Regions from separate parts of the Homo sapiens genome. Here regions 1 and 2 are each linked to region 3. Evidence: chromatin contacts called from ENCODE Hi-C or POLR2A ChIA-PET data. All regions are on one chromosome and are shown on one strand. Each heading gives the region's core, a stretch centred on a gene start or an enhancer-like site at or near the end of the contact. The rest is flanking DNA. Distances are from core to core; before and after follow the strand shown.

What was found. Hi-C counts contacts between places; a loop is a spot of excess contacts on that map. ChIA-PET counts read pairs that join two places held with the same protein, here RNA polymerase II (POLR2A). Pooled maps may share reads with other maps.
Region 1: a pooled map shows a loop between it and region 3 (4-fold over the local background). The contact joins the promoter of SAMD4A here to the enhancer-like site in region 3. A Hi-C loop is called at or near these places in 2 of 37 single-sample maps with no recorded cell type and 6 of 50 pooled maps. POLR2A ChIA-PET finds 5 or more read pairs at or near these places in 5 of 52 experiments (A673, GM12878, MCF 10A and 2 more).
Region 2: a loop to region 3 is called in a pooled map, with 4 times the contacts of the local background. The contact joins two enhancer-like sites. A Hi-C loop is called at or near these places in 6 of 50 pooled maps. POLR2A ChIA-PET finds 5 or more read pairs at or near these places in 4 of 52 experiments (H1, activated CD4-positive, alpha-beta T cell, activated CD4-positive, alpha-beta memory T cell and 1 more).

What each region holds. Positions count from the first base shown.
Region 1 is chr14:54,565,047-54,569,808 of GRCh38, reverse strand. It overlaps SAMD4A (sterile alpha motif domain containing 4A), which reads right to left and starts at 2,681. Exons shown (of 13, transcript NM_015589.6): 1 at 2,471-2,681; 2 at 1,697-2,313. The coding sequence starts at 1,892. RefSeq lists silencers at 1,650-1,709, 1,950-2,009, 2,850-3,039, 3,160-3,209, 3,770-3,899 and 2 more.
Region 2 is chr14:55,372,315-55,377,298 of GRCh38, reverse strand. The region is part of intron 9 of ATG14 (autophagy related 14); the gene reads left to right. It also overlaps a transcript of FBXO34 not described here. Among named protein-coding and RNA genes, the nearest start is that of ATG14, 37 kb to the left of the region's middle. Within about 2 kb of position 3,343, at least 6 of the 41 ENCODE cell types and tissues checked have a DNase peak (open chromatin) inside an H3K27ac peak, as active enhancers do.
Region 3 is chr14:55,068,843-55,073,560 of GRCh38, reverse strand. It overlaps MAPK1IP1L (mitogen-activated protein kinase 1 interacting protein 1 like), which reads right to left. Exons shown (of 4, transcript NM_144578.4): 4 at 3,367-4,718. Among named protein-coding and RNA genes, the nearest start is that of MAPK1IP1L, 20 kb to the right of the region's middle. RefSeq lists an enhancer at 1,228-1,347. Within about 2 kb of position 1,525, at least 14 of the 41 ENCODE cell types and tissues checked have a DNase peak (open chromatin) inside an H3K27ac peak, as active enhancers do; they include GM12878, where a contact is called at or near this core.

The DNA of each region.
Region 1 (4,762 bases), core at 1,432-3,931, 500 kb after region 3:
AGTTTGAACAGTCCCTACCAGCACTGAAATCAAGCATTCAACCTAAATGACTCTGCGTAAATCCTCTGCAATCTATAAAATGCAAAAGTTTATATAACCTTGTTTGTCAAACCTGAGAAAGTAAAACCGAGCAGGTAAACCAGGCTTCCCGCTGAAATTAAGGAAGGAAGCAAAGAGGGTGGATCATCAGTTACCCAATTATGCTTCCACACCCCAGTGAAGGAGGCTGGCCCTCCAGCTATTTATAAACGTGGAGCTCAACCAAAGGGGGCCCTGTCATCGCCACCCCAGTGAGTCCTGGTGTGAGCTGGGAGGCTCGGGCTCAATGGAATCTCCCTCAATGTGGCCCTCCATACTTGGCCATGCAGGATCTTTCGGGTGCAGTCCTGTCTGGTCAGGAAAAGAACTGTGAAGATTTCCAGCGGTCACTTCCACCCTATGATTCTATATATGGAAGCATCCCATTCTAGTGTTTTCACCATCGTGCACACCATACTAGGGAGGAGGAATGAGTAGGCCGGCTCGCTTCTTGCTGCTCTGAAGGCACACTCACTTTAGTGTCTCCCAGGCCCCACTGCCCTGGACTGGACCTTGTCATCAAATGGCAGCCCAGACCTCTGCTGAGCTTTGCAGGCTCGCAGCTCCAACATGGAACAGCTGGAAGAGGACCCTGCATTCTTTTCTCTGCATAAACACTGGGGACTCTGTTCACCCTCCTGCAGCAGCATGAACTAAAGAATTTCCCCCTATCCAAAATCACAACCATCAGACTTTCCCCCCATCCCCCAGCCTCCTCCTACCCTCCAGGATATAATTTCAGTCTGTCACCACCCACGCTAGCAAATAGGAAACTGCTGGACCTTTCGACTATATTCACTTTCCATACTAGTTGAGGTGTCTGTAAATACTAGCAGGGTAATATGAAACGATTCTGTTCTATTCAGTAAAGTTTCCTAACGAAAAGCATTAAGTAACCCACTTCATGCCTGTCCTTTCTCCAAGACCCTTTTTTTCTACAAGATCCGTATCAATATGGATAATGTCACGAGCAGTAAGCTTAACCGCATTATATATATATATATATATATATATATATATATATATATATATATATATATGCTGCAAATGTCATTTTACTAGTCTCTAGCGTCACCTGCATATTATTCTGAAGACGAAGCTCTAAAACCAGAATATCTGTGGGGAAAAATGAATAATAAAATTGGATTTTCATGTACTCCTCACACAGCCTTATCCAAGCTTGGCTTCTGAAGGGCAGTCCCGGGCATCTATCATGTGTTGCTGAAATCCAGCGAGCCACGTTGCCCAAAAGAAGGAGGAGGAAGGAAAAAACACACACACCCAGAAAATCCAGACTCTACGTGACCTGACTTACTTATTTCCCAGGAAACTGCATGAGAGAAAAATCAATCATTCATGCTACCGTAGCTACCACACGGAAAGGGCTGACGGAGTTCACAGTGGGCAAAATCCCAAAGCGGCCGGCGGAGGTAAGTAGGTGGGGGGCGGTAGTGGGGGGACACCCGGAGGGGGTGGATTCCGAGGGCCTCGGGGCCACGCCGTCCAGGTCCCGGCGCGGCTGGCAGGGACTGGCCTCGGCCTGGCCCGAGGCAGAGAAGCGGAGGGAGGAGCGGGGGTTGGGCAGGCGGGACGGCGGCGGCGGCCGCCGCACACTTACCGGGGCTGTTGGCCTCGCGTTCGAGGACGTGCAGCTCGGCGCAGTCGGCCAGCGAGTGCTCCAGGCAGAGCTGGAGGAAGCGGGCCTGGGTCTGGCTCACGCGCTTGAGCAGCGACAGCAGCGCAACAGTCTGCTCGCACTCGTTCCAGCCCTTAAACCAGCCCGCCAGCACCCCGACCTGGTCGCGAAACATCATGGTTAGGGGGCCGCCCTCGGTCTACAGAGCCCCCTGGGCGCCCCAGCCCGCCCCGCCCGCCCCAAAGTTTGGCGGAGCCGCAGCCCCGCGGCCGGAGACGCGTTCCTGTTCCAAGGTGGCTCTGGTGCCCGGACGCTGCAGGTACTGCCTGGGCTCCTGCCTCTCTTGTCTGGTTTCAGTTACGTTCCGGTGGTTCTGGCTGATTTCCCCAGAGACGATGACAGACAGTAGCACGGAAATGTTTCTTTAAAAAAAAAAACGACTTTTTAAAAATCCCCCACAAGGCACACAACTGAATGAAGAATGCTTTCTCCCCCCTTCTTGCAGCTTTGGGATGGTGATTTCCGGCGTCCTGGGGTCTCCTCCCCGCTGGGCGGCAACTCGGACCCTTCACGCCCGCATTCCCGAGCGGCGATCACCACTGGAAGGAGAGAAAGAGCTGCAGTGAGACCTCGGCTAGCGGAGGAGCGCGCCCTGGGGGGACGAGGGCATCAGAGGGTGCTGGGGCCAGGGGAGGGGGCGTCCCGCGGAAGGTTGGGTTCGCCGAAATCCAGCCGCCCCCTCCGCCCCCTCCGCACCCGATGTGGGAGATGGGCTATTCCCCACCGGGTAACAGCGAGAAGCCTGCTTCCCAGGTGCGGGAGGAGACCCCGCGGCTTCCTGTTGCTGCCGCTGCCAACGGCTGGTGCTCCCCTCACGGCCCGCCTGGGGTGGCCTCGGGCGCCGTGCTTAAGAACGCCAGCACCAGCAACAGATCTTCCCCGCGCAGAAAACTTGCAATGCGGCTGCGAAGGGGCGCGGGGGTGGGGGTGGGAGCTAATGCAAAGCAGAGGCGGAGGCAGCGGCAGCCCGAGTTCCTTCCTCCTCCTCTTACTCCTCCTCCTCCTCCCAGAGAAGCAGCCGAGCGGCTGCAGCTCCATCTACAGCAACAGCCAGCATCTCCACCGCCAGGCGCCCCTCTGGATTTAGGCCGTGAGCAGCCGCGGCAGCAGCTCGAGACAAAAATAAACTCTCTCCACCCAAAGCTCCGCGCCCAGCGGGCGGCGGCGCAACCCAGAGCCCCGGCTCCCCCGCGCCGCGCCGCACCAGCCCACCCGGGAGGTCTCCCTGGGCCTGCTCCGGCCGGAGCGGTCACTGTGCGCGCGCGTGTGCGTGTGTGTGTGCGCGCGTGTGTGGCAGGCATCCTGCCGCCGCCGCCTACGGGCTGGTCTGTCCGGCCCGGAGCCTCGCCCGCGCGTCGCAGGCCGAGGGCGGCACAGCGCTGGGCACACGCCCCGCGAGGGGACGGCCGGGGTCCGCAGCGCTGCTCCCTTCGGCCAGCGGGGCGGCCCCGCGGGGAATGCGGATCGGCGCCGCAGGCACACGCCCCCCAACGACAGCAAAGAAAGTTCGGCTGCGGGGGTTCCCCCAGTCCCATCCCGGTTCTCGTGGCCGCCGCCGGCGGGGAGGAGAACCCAGCGACTCAGCCTTCAAGGAGCCGCTAGCTTCCAACAACACGCTGCTTCCGGCTCCCAGAACTTCTCGGGCGGAGGGGGAAGCCCCCGGGGAGGGGACCCCCAGTGACCCGCGGGTCCCCCGCCGAGGGCCGTAGGGAGGGAGCGCTCACCTCGGCGCGGCTCATCCCGGCGGCTCGGGGGCCCTTGCGCGGGTCCGGGGCCGCGGCGGCTCTCAGCGGGGTTGGGGGCGCCCGGAGCGCCGGCCGCGGGCCATGCCGTCGGGGCGGGCGGCGCGGGGAGAGTGCGGTGCTTCGAGTCGGGGCCGCTGCAGCCGCCGCTGCTGCTGCCTCCAGTGTCGGCTCGCGGAGGACTGAGCCGCCCGAGCCGGAGCTCCCCACATGCTACTGATTAACATACACCATTACATCATGGGCTTGGCAGGGAGCGCCCGAGCGGGGGGAGAGGAACCCGGGCGGCGGCGACGGCACGCGGGGGGAGCCGGGGGGAGGAACCCCGGACCCGGCGCAGGGCGGGGGGACGGATTCCTAAGTGGGGACCAGAAAAAGGGGAGGGGAGCGGAGTGGGAGGAGCTGGTGGCGCAGAGGGGTCGGGTAGAAGGAACCTCCGAGAGGAACGAAGAAGTTCGGGGAAGAGGACGGGTCCGGGTGAATTTCTTCCTGCGGCCGCCTGCGTGTTCTGGAGGGGTCGGGACACTCAAGCCACTGGAGCCCCGGCAGAAAGGGACCCGAGGGCGCTCGGGCGGGGGCGGTGCTGCCACCCGCTGCTTGTCCTTGGGAATGTGGTTCGTCCGCTCGGCTGACCCTCGGCCCTTCTGGGGCCCCGGGGTGGCCGAGGTGTTTGGCCCCCGGGCGGTGAGACCCGAGGTCACTGCCGCACTTGCTGGGATGGGTTCCGGGGGTCGTGGAGGCGAAGGGTTCACGAGGCTGAGGGGCAGTGCGCAGGGTTGGACCTGCCCAGGCGCTAGGTTCCGTGCCGCCCTAGTCCAAGGGCCTGGCCCGGGTCGGGTGCCGGATGCCCTTTGCTCTGGCGCAGGCTCCTAGAGGCCGGCCCGGCGCCTGGCTGAGTCCCACTCTTCCCCGGGGAGGTGGCCGAACTCCTGAGACCGGTCGGGGGAGCTGTGCCTGGCGCGCGGGCTGCGGCTTCTGGCCTGGAGCGGAGGCGAGCGCCGCCCTGGGCGACAAAGAGGCGGGGCGAGGCCACCTGTCAGCGCTTAGGCGTCGCCAGGCCTCGCAACCTTCACCTGGATCTGGAGAGTGCGCAGGGCCGCGGCCACACCGGGGCTTCAGGTCCTTGCCGCGCGAGAGGCGAGGAGGGCGCAGCGCAGAGGCTGAGTGGCGCAGGGTGGGCTGCGAAAGTGCCTCTGCTAGTCTTGAAAGTAAAGGTTTGGTTAAAAATACCCTAAACCCTAAAAAC
Region 2 (4,984 bases), core at 2,094-4,593, 300 kb before region 3:
CTCAGCTCACTGCAACCTCCACCTCCTGGGTTCAAGCGATTCTTCTGCCTCAGCCTCCCAAGTAGCTGGGATTACAAGTGTGCACCACCATGCCTGGCTAATTTTTGTATTTTTAGTAGAGACAGGGTTTCATCATGTTGGCCAGGCTGGTCTCAAACTCCTGACCTCTGGTGATCCACCCGCTTCGGCTTCCCAAAGTGCTGGGATTACAGGCTTGAGCCACCGTGCCTGGCCACACAATTTTCTTATCACTGAGTCAATCTGATCACCATTTGTTGGAGATAAAAGGTATTAGAGGTGTAGGGGATGAACTGGTTTGAAATCAATGAGCTTAAAAACAGTTAAACAAAAAATACCAACCAGGGCTGGTGTGTGAGATCTTTTTATTCTCTCAGCCCATGAAAGCATGTACTGTACGAGCCTTAGCTTTCGTTCCATCCATGCACGCCTGTGCTGGGTGTTTGCCCTTTTTTCCTTGCTCTTAGCAGTCTGTCCATACATTTCTGCAGAGATGTGATATGGTTATATATTTACACTTTTGAAAGAGAACTCAAGAAAAGACAAATGGCGGGAAAGTTCTTTTGGGTTTCCCTTCCGCATCATCCATCTACTGAAACCCAAGGCATTAGGGGAGGCCTCGTCCACTAACACGTGTGCCTGGCTTCCCCCATGCAGCAGTTAACTTTCAGTGATAATCTGCTTTTAACCATTGTCTTATGCTTCCTCCCCCTCCCCACCTCAGATAGTTAACATTTCCAGGACATAGACTCCTTTATAAAAAGCTGTGAACTCGCCAGGAAACTGCACATATACTTACAATGTTGTGCCATTTTACAGGGAGTTCATGCCTCTCACCCCTGATCCCATTCATTGGTTCATGAGCCATGGAAACGTGAACATTAGAAATCCATCCCAGTTTTGATGGTTGGTTTCTGTGAGTTTACTCACCATCCTCTCTGTACCTTACCTGTAAAGGGCTCAAATTAGGAAATTTATCCTTACTAATAAGAGCTAATATTTATTGGGCCACTATTTATTGACACAAGGCCAACCACTTTACTTGCCTTGGATATTATTCCTACTTTATAGACAGGAGAAACTGACGCTTAGTATGGTCAAGTAACTCATGGCCATGGTCACAGAGCCAGTACAAGTGGTGGAGCCAGGGTCTCAGTGCACACCTGGCTGACTCCACAGTAGTAGACACTCATGCAGTTAACCAGTATTTATTATTTCATCACATTAACAGATTAAAGAAGAAAAAACATAAGATCGACCTGATAGATGCCAAAGAGAATTAAATAAAATGCAGTTCCCATTAATAATTAGGGGGGAAAATTACTAGCAAGTTAAAAGTAGATTATTACTAGTGGATATCTATCATAAACCTACAAGGAAAGTTATACTTCATGGCACGTTACTTACATAGATACTGATGTAATTTATGCAATAGATTACATAGGAACAATCAAGGATGCCTACTATCAGTGCTGTGTTAACAGCTCTGAAGGCCTTGCCAAGGCAAAGCATTTTTAAAAAGAAGTGAAGTGTATTTATATTGGAAAGAAAGAAACTAAGTTGGGAGTATTGTAGATGGTATAATTATTGAACTGGATATCCAAGAGAACTAAGAAACTGTTTGAAATGATAGTTCAAACCAGGCATGGTGGCTCACGCCTATAATGCCAGCTACTTGGGAGGCTGAAGTGGGAGGATCACTTGAGCCCAGGAGTTCAAGACCAGCCTGGGCAACATAGTGAGACTCCATGTCTACAAAAAGTAAAAAAAAAAAAAAAAAAAAAAAAAAATTTAGCCCGGCGTGGTAATGCATGCCTGTAGTCCCAGCTGCTGTGGAGGCTGAGGTGGGAGGGTCGCCTGAGTTGAGGAGCTCCAGGCTGTGGAAGTTTGTGCCACTGCACTCCAACCTGGATGACAGAATGAAGCCCTGTCTCTTCACAAAGAAAAAGATAAACATACAAAAAACAGTTGCTGTCTTGTGTGCCAACAACAACCAGTTTGGAAATTTAATGGAAAAAGTATTCCTTTTACTGTAGCAGCAAAAACTATAAATTCCATAGCAGTGATCTTAATAAAATATATGTAAAATGATTATAAAAATTATGAAGCTTATTTTTATTCCACATGTATTATTTGAATGGCTCTACACACCGTATGAGGAGTGGAGCTGAAAGAAAGCCACAGGCAGGGAAAACCCTTATGATTTTCCAGGATGAGAAGGCTCAGTGTTGCAAAAGGGCTACTTCTCAAAAGGAAGACTGATCGTATTTCATGGAGCTTTGACAAGCTGATTCTAAAGTTCAACTAGAAGTATAGTCTGCAAGGAAGTTTTGAAAACAATAATGAGGGATGGGGTTGGTCCATTTAAAACATAGCATAAAGGTAATTAAAACAGAGTGCTGTTAGCATGCAAATAGGTGGAGTGATTAGAGGAAGAAAATAGTCCCGAAACAGACTCTTGTATATGTGGAAATATAATCTTATGATAGAGGAGGCGTTGAATCAGATAATGGTTCAATAGCGTTGGGCCAGTTGGGTATTCATATGGGGGAAAAGTTGAGTTCATACCACATTCTATATACAAAAATAAAATCCAGATGATATAAAAAACCTTATTTAAAAAAATACAGCTATAAAATAAGCAAAAGGACAGTGTTTTATAATGATAGGGTGGTGAGGGAATTCCCAAGTAAGCCACAAAACCCAAAAACCATAAAGGAAAGGAGTTAGACATCTTCCTGTGTCAGAACTCTGAGTGTGTCTAGTGAAAGCTGCCATAAACAAAGTTAAAAGACATGTCATAGATAGGTTCCACAACCTCTATAACAGACAACAGATTAAAATCTAGACAACTGAAATCTTTCAAATCAGTACAGGAAAGACCAACAACCTATTAGAAAAATAGACAAAAGATTAAAACATGCGGCTCACACAAGAAATGTAAGTAGTCAGATCACTTGAGCTCAGGAGTTGGAGGCTGCAGTGAACTGTGATCACTTTTGTGAATAGCCACTGTACTTCAGTCTGGGCAACACAGTGAGACCCCCATCTCTTTAAAAAAAAACATTAAAATAATAAAAAACTTAAAATGCAATTCAAAACAAGTTTCCATTTGCAACCATCAGTTTGACAAAAATAGGAAGGCTCGATGAATCCAGCGTTGCTGGTAGTTGAGGGAAAAAAGCACTCATACTGGAGGTGAATTTTTGTAGCGGGTCTGAAGTTTTCTGTAGGCTTACTCTTGAGTCAGGTTTTCCATTGAGAATTGCACACACAATTAGGCTGTGAGTCACATCTAAGTTTATGGCCAGAGGACAGGAAGTAGAACTTCAGGAGTCCCCTTTTCACACCTGCTTCATCAGAATCAAAGTGTAGAGAAGATTGTTCATGGAACCTGGGTGGGATTTCCTGTTTCTGTTCAGACCGGCACAACTGAGGATTCTATTCTGAAAAGATAAACTTTTTTTTTTTTTTTTGAAACAAATTTAAACTTACAGAAAAATTACAAAAAAATAAAAATAGGACCAGGCATGGTGGCTCACACCTGTAATCCCAGCACTTTGGGAGGCTGAGGTGGGCGGATCACTTGAGTTCAGGAGTTTGAGACCAGCCCGGCCAACATGGGAAACTGCATCTCTACTAAAAGTACTGAAATTATCTGGGCGTGGTGGCGGGTGCCTGTAACCCCAGCTACTTGGGAGGCTGAGGCAGGAGAATCGCTTGAACCCAGGAGGCGGAGTTTGCAGTGAGCTGAGATCGTGCTGCTACACTCTGGCCTGGGAAACGGAGTGAGACTGCATCTCAAAATAAAAAAATAAGTAATAAAAATAGTACAGTCATATACACCCTTACCCAGATTGACCTATTAATATTTTGCCCATTGCTTATCCTTTGTGCAGTTTCTGTGTCCATCAATGCACACACTCCCACATATTTGAAATAGGATATATTATAAAAGTGACTTTTACAAAGCTAGAAAGATCCTTTTGTTGCCTTAATTGGTAGAATACCTCCCTGCAGCACCATGAGAAAATGAGTATTCCTGGTTCAGGGTCTTGAATAAAAAGATATCCATTATTCAGCTAAACTAAAAATTAGGAAACAATTTTATAATCTTAATTCCCCAAAGACATTAAGCAAAATAGGATGAATTATTTTGCTAGTTGGTTGTGTGTGCTGTGTCTCTAGCTTGGGGTCTGGCAGGCAGGTGATGTATCTCTAATCTAGAAGTGGGAGAGGCACTGGGTGGAGAAACATCGCAGGGGCCTCTCCTCCTGCTCTGTGGCTTCTCAGAAATGTAGGTTGATCATTGGAACCAAAATTGTTCCATACTGGCCCCTTGAGGAGTCTTCCATTCAGTCGCTTTTCATTGTACTTAGCTGAGCGCCTGCTCCGTGCCAGGTGGGTTTCTCCACGCAGAGAACCGGAGTCCACCGGGAACTTGGACATTTCCTCCTCTCTGTCCCTTCTGCCTGTCTCCTGGGAAAACTAAGACCCCAGGATTGGAGAAGGCAGCATCAAAGAAGAAAACAGGCTGAGCCTTGGAGGGAGGGAGGAAAGAAGGAAGGAGCTGTGGTAAAAAGGAAGGAAGGAAGGAAGGGAGCAGGGAGGAGCGAAGGAAGGAGCAAGCTGTGGAAAAAGCTGACTGGGGAAGAAAGGAAGGGAGGGAGGGAAGGAGGAAGGGAAGGAGTGAGGAAGAAAGGATGGAAAGAAGGGAGGGAGGGAGAAAGGGAAAGAAGGAAGGGAGGAGTGAGCTGTGGTAAAAAGCTGACTGGGACCTTTGGGGGATCCTGGGGAAGATGAGAGACTTAGCCTGGCAGTCAGTTCTGAGGTCCCCTAGACTGCACAGCTGAACAGAACAGAATCAGAGCATCTTTGGTTTAGTAAAGGAGGGAGCCCAGGGAAGGAATTTAAATTGTGAACTTTTTTAGTGGGTGCGTGCCAGGAGGAGAGAGGCAGCTCTCCA
Region 3 (4,718 bases), core at 276-2,775:
GAAGGGGTAACTTCTACAGTAAAACATGTTTTTTAGGACAAGTTTTTTCTCTGAGGAAATAAAATCTTCACTGGTACTCTTTTTTTGTTATATTTAGGACAACCATGTGACTTATCACAAACACCAGGACACTTTTGTGGATGCAAGGGAGGTGCTTTAATAATTATACCTGGAGTCTGGGCGTGGTGGCTCACGCCTGTAGTCCCAGCACTTTGGGAGGCCAAGGTGGGTGGATCACCTGAGGTCAGGAGTTCGAGACCAGCCTGGCCAACATGGTGAAACCCTGTCTCTACTAAAAATACAAAAACCAGCTGGGTGTGGTGGTGGGCACTTGTAATCCCAGCTACTTGGGAGGCTGAGGCAGGAGAATCGCTTGAACCCAGGAGGCGGAGGTTGCAGTGAGCCGAGATCATGCCATTGCATTTCAGCCTGGAGGGAAAAAGCAAAACTCTGTCTCAAAAAAAAAAAAAAAAAAAAAATTATACCTGGCAAACAGGAACCAGAATGATTCCAGGCCATATATCCAACTGGGACATATAACCACTTGCTTAGAGCACAAGGTTGGTGGTTAATAAATATTAGGATCACATTGTGTACTCCCTGCTCCCCCCGGCATGTGAGGTAAGAGCTAATCACATTGTGTAACATTTAATCCTTAATGTTGATCACCTAATTTTTATTTTTTTGAGACAGGGTCTTACTCTGTCACTCAGGCGTGGTGCCATCATGGCTCACTGCTACGTCTGCTTCTTGGGCTCATGTGATCCTCCCACCTCAGCCTCCCAAGTAGCTGGGATTATAGGCATGAGCCACCACGCCTGGGTGATAATCTGATTTTTAAAAAAGGAATATTCATATAGAGCTACTATATTAGATGTGCATTGTTTGGGGTATGCTAACATACCTAGTGGATCTCTAGCTAGAGGGAATGAAGAATGTTTTTTCCCTCATGGTACTTTGAGCATTATTATGTTTATAGGTAAGGGAAGTGAGCACAGGAAGCTAATCAGTTGCCGTAAATCACACACCAGAGCTGAGCTCAAAGCTTAAAATAAAAACCCTAAAAAACAAATTCGTGACCCAACACTGATTTAAAAAGAAAAGTAAAAAATAAAAATACCAACTCTGCCCTGTGAATCCCCAGCAATTGTGTTGCTCGCTGAACCATGAAGGGCTGCCCTTTAGAATTTGATCACAGAGGCATCGAAGGTGGAGACTTATTACCCCTTTCAGACGAGAAATCTTATGCTGGGAAGCTGCTTTTCCTAGTTCGCACAAGTCCTCTTCATTCCACTTCTATAAAAAGCCCAAGTAAGAGTCCTAATCGTTAGTCATGCAGTTTAGTCTTTTTGTAGATTTGAGCATTCAAGAAAGGACGCAGGTGATTCATTAAGCTTAGTACTTGGGGTTTTTGTGTGTTGCAGTAACTAAGCAACAGTTAAGATATTTTAACTTAGCATGTCCTGCATTGGCACGTTTAAAAAAAGAACTGTCATGCCGTGCTTGGCAGAACCTCACTCTGACTCTTCCACACTCTGTGCAGTTCCTGTACATCTTGGCTGCCCATCCACTGCTAACAGAGACCTCTTCTGTCTCAGCTGCTCTGACAGCCTTGGCCTAGTGTGTGCCACTGCAGGGTAGCTGGATATCCATGTCTCCAATGACTGGTAACTGCAAAGGCTGGACCTGGAACTAGTGGTTTGATCATCCACTACCTTAATTCTCTCATTCACATTTTAAACCCACTCTTAACTGCTATACCTTTGAACATTTGCCTTTATGAAAACACAACTCAAGTTCTAGGTTAGCACTTGAAGAACTGTGATTATTCACAAAACCATGCATTTCAAACATAACCATTAGCTTTTTTTTTTTTTTTTAACTGAATATCCGATGAAACTCACTAAATGAAGTGTGAGAGGTCTGCTACATAACATTCAATTTAGATAGATTTGATTGTCCAGATAGTTTTGGAAGAACTGCAGTACTAGATGCCTGAACAAAAAAAATAGAACCTAGTGGATAAACTCTAAGCCTTGATAACAGAAGCACTGGTTCATTATTTATGTGGTATGACTCTGGGAATTTAACCTCTAAACAGGATCTTGCTCTGTCGTCCAGGCTGGAGTGCAGTGTAGCCTCTAACTCCGGGGCTCAAGTGATCCTGCCACCTTGGCCTCCTGAGTAGCTGGGACTAGAGGCACATGCCACCACACCTGGCTAATTCTTCAATTTTGGCTTGTGGAGATGGGGTCTTGCTATGTTGTCCAGGCTGGTCTCAAACTCCTGGCTTCAAATGATCCTCCTGCCCTGGCCTTTCAAAGTGTTGGGATTACACAGGCATGAGTCACTGCGTATCTCTTTTAAACTTGGTTTCCTTATCTCTAAAGTGGCTTTTAAATCTACGTATCTTTAAGGAAAGCTAGACTATATGACCATTAAATAAAACGACAAGCTCTGACATAAAACATAATCAGAGCAAAACTTAAAATGTTCTATTTCCTCTTTTCTTACGTAAAACTAAGTATGGCTTAGAATCCCATATGACCCAATTCTATTACACTTGGGAACCTCTGACTATGATCTAAATAAACCTCAAGTAGCAGACATGGTCATTTATAATGGTAGTTTTTTAAAATTTAAAAGCAGCAAATCTGTCCCCTTCCTGAAGCAACTTATCAGTAAGGAAAATACACGAAGTGCAGAGTGGAACTGCTCTAGGGAAAGCAGGGAGAGACTAAGCGTTATAAGCTCTACTTGGTCCTCTCCTCAGCACTGGGAAAATCAATTTTCCCAAATGAGAGAAAAAAGTTTAAGTGCCACGAGGGCCAGGCATGGTGGCTCAAGCCTGTAATCCCAGCACTTTGGGAGGCTGAGGCAGGCGAATCACCTGAGGTCAGGAGTTTGAGACCAGCCTGGTCAACATGGCAAAACCCCATTTCTAGTAAAAATACAAAAACTAGCTAGGACTGGTGGTGTGCACCTGTAATTCCAACCACTTGGGAGGCTGAGGCAGGAGAATCGCTTGAACTCGGGAGGCGGAGGTTGCAGTGAGCAGAGATTGCATCACTGCACTCCAGCCTGGGCGACAGAGTGAGACTGTCCCAAAAATAAGTAAAAGCCACAGGAATAAGCTCTATGAGATGACCCAAATCCTCTCCTGGCACTCGAATTCTATTGCATGCCTTATTTAAAATAAGTGAGCTAAGATTTAGAATTCTATTTTGCTTTGGAGATCAGTTGCAAAAGGATTGGTGCTAAGAGTATTAATACGGTGATAAAAAAGGACTTGCCTGGGTCAGGTAACCCACGATAGCATGTTTGTCAGAGCAATGTCATCTCACAACAGGAAAAAAAGAAACTGGCCCTGCTCCAGAATGGTCTTATTATTTCACCATCCATTTCATAACTCCACTTTAGGTGAATACTTTCATGGGATATTGAATAACATATCAAAAACAATTTAAAATTTTACAGCTGCATTTTGTCCAATCATAAGGCAAAAAGCAGAAATTCCTTCCAAAAGTAGCACTGCAAAGTATTCATTCATTCATTGCCCTACTGAAATTGGGAGTTCCAAGGAATGCCAGCGAAATCTCCTGTGGGAAAATGGTAAACTCCAAGTTTAATAATGTGACCCTCACTAAATGCGTAGCAGTTAATGATAAAAGTAGAACTATCTTTCATAACAGAAAGTGGGGGAGTGAGGGGAGTAGGGACAGACAGAGAAAGTTCCCTGACTTCATATTATCATATATACGGATAATCTGGTTACCAAGAGTAGCCTAGCCTTAAAAGAAGAGAAAATCACCACAATGGACACCATGTTGCTGAGAGGGTTTGCGGAGGAAGGGTGGTTTCCAGATATCCTTAGTGAATGCAGGTCACATGCAAAGAGGTATCTCAGGCCCTTTTTTCTTCCTTTTTGACAACAAATTTACAGTTAATTAGGCTCTGGACTTGCTCAGAGAAGCCCAGAATTGGGCCTAAAGAATAAAATAACATGAAAAATCTGTGAAACCATGAAAATACATTTTTTAAAAAAAGTTTCCAGGTATAATACACAAAAGCAAACAAGTTTATCTTAAAAAATACCAAGTATCACATCCATAGCCTATTCCTAATTATAATTACTTCTTAAAGCAACATTTGTCTTTGTTTACAAATACAGCAGCAGGTGATAAAACCTAGTATCTCAAACTGATTGCTTACAATTTATAATACAAACATATGTATATGTCTCAAATCACATTTTAGGCAGTTTAACTTAAAATGCATAGACAATTACATACATTAAATTTGTCATTACTGTCAGTGAAAAATCACAATTTCAAGAAGAAAATTACAACAAACTCATAGAGCACACATAAGAAGTCAAGTTCACTTAATGGCAACAAGTCAGTATCTGCTGATCAGTGACAGGCAGTGAAAGTGCCTTTATCCAGGGGTAAAGTGAAGAGGCAAACTATCCTGTTACTTTGCACACTTGAATTGTTGCGCTGATCAACACTACAATCTTGAAAAACATTAAATTCTTAAAAAAAAAAAAAGGCATGCCACATGTCACCCTTTAAGATGCCCAAAGGCTGGTTACAATTTCCACCAGTAGTGATCCTAACACGTTTAGGTAAAACTAATAATGAATGGGTATGCTAACAAATTCTGTAATGTTACTTATAGACTATGAGCCTCTCAAGGACAGGGATTCCCTTATAGCT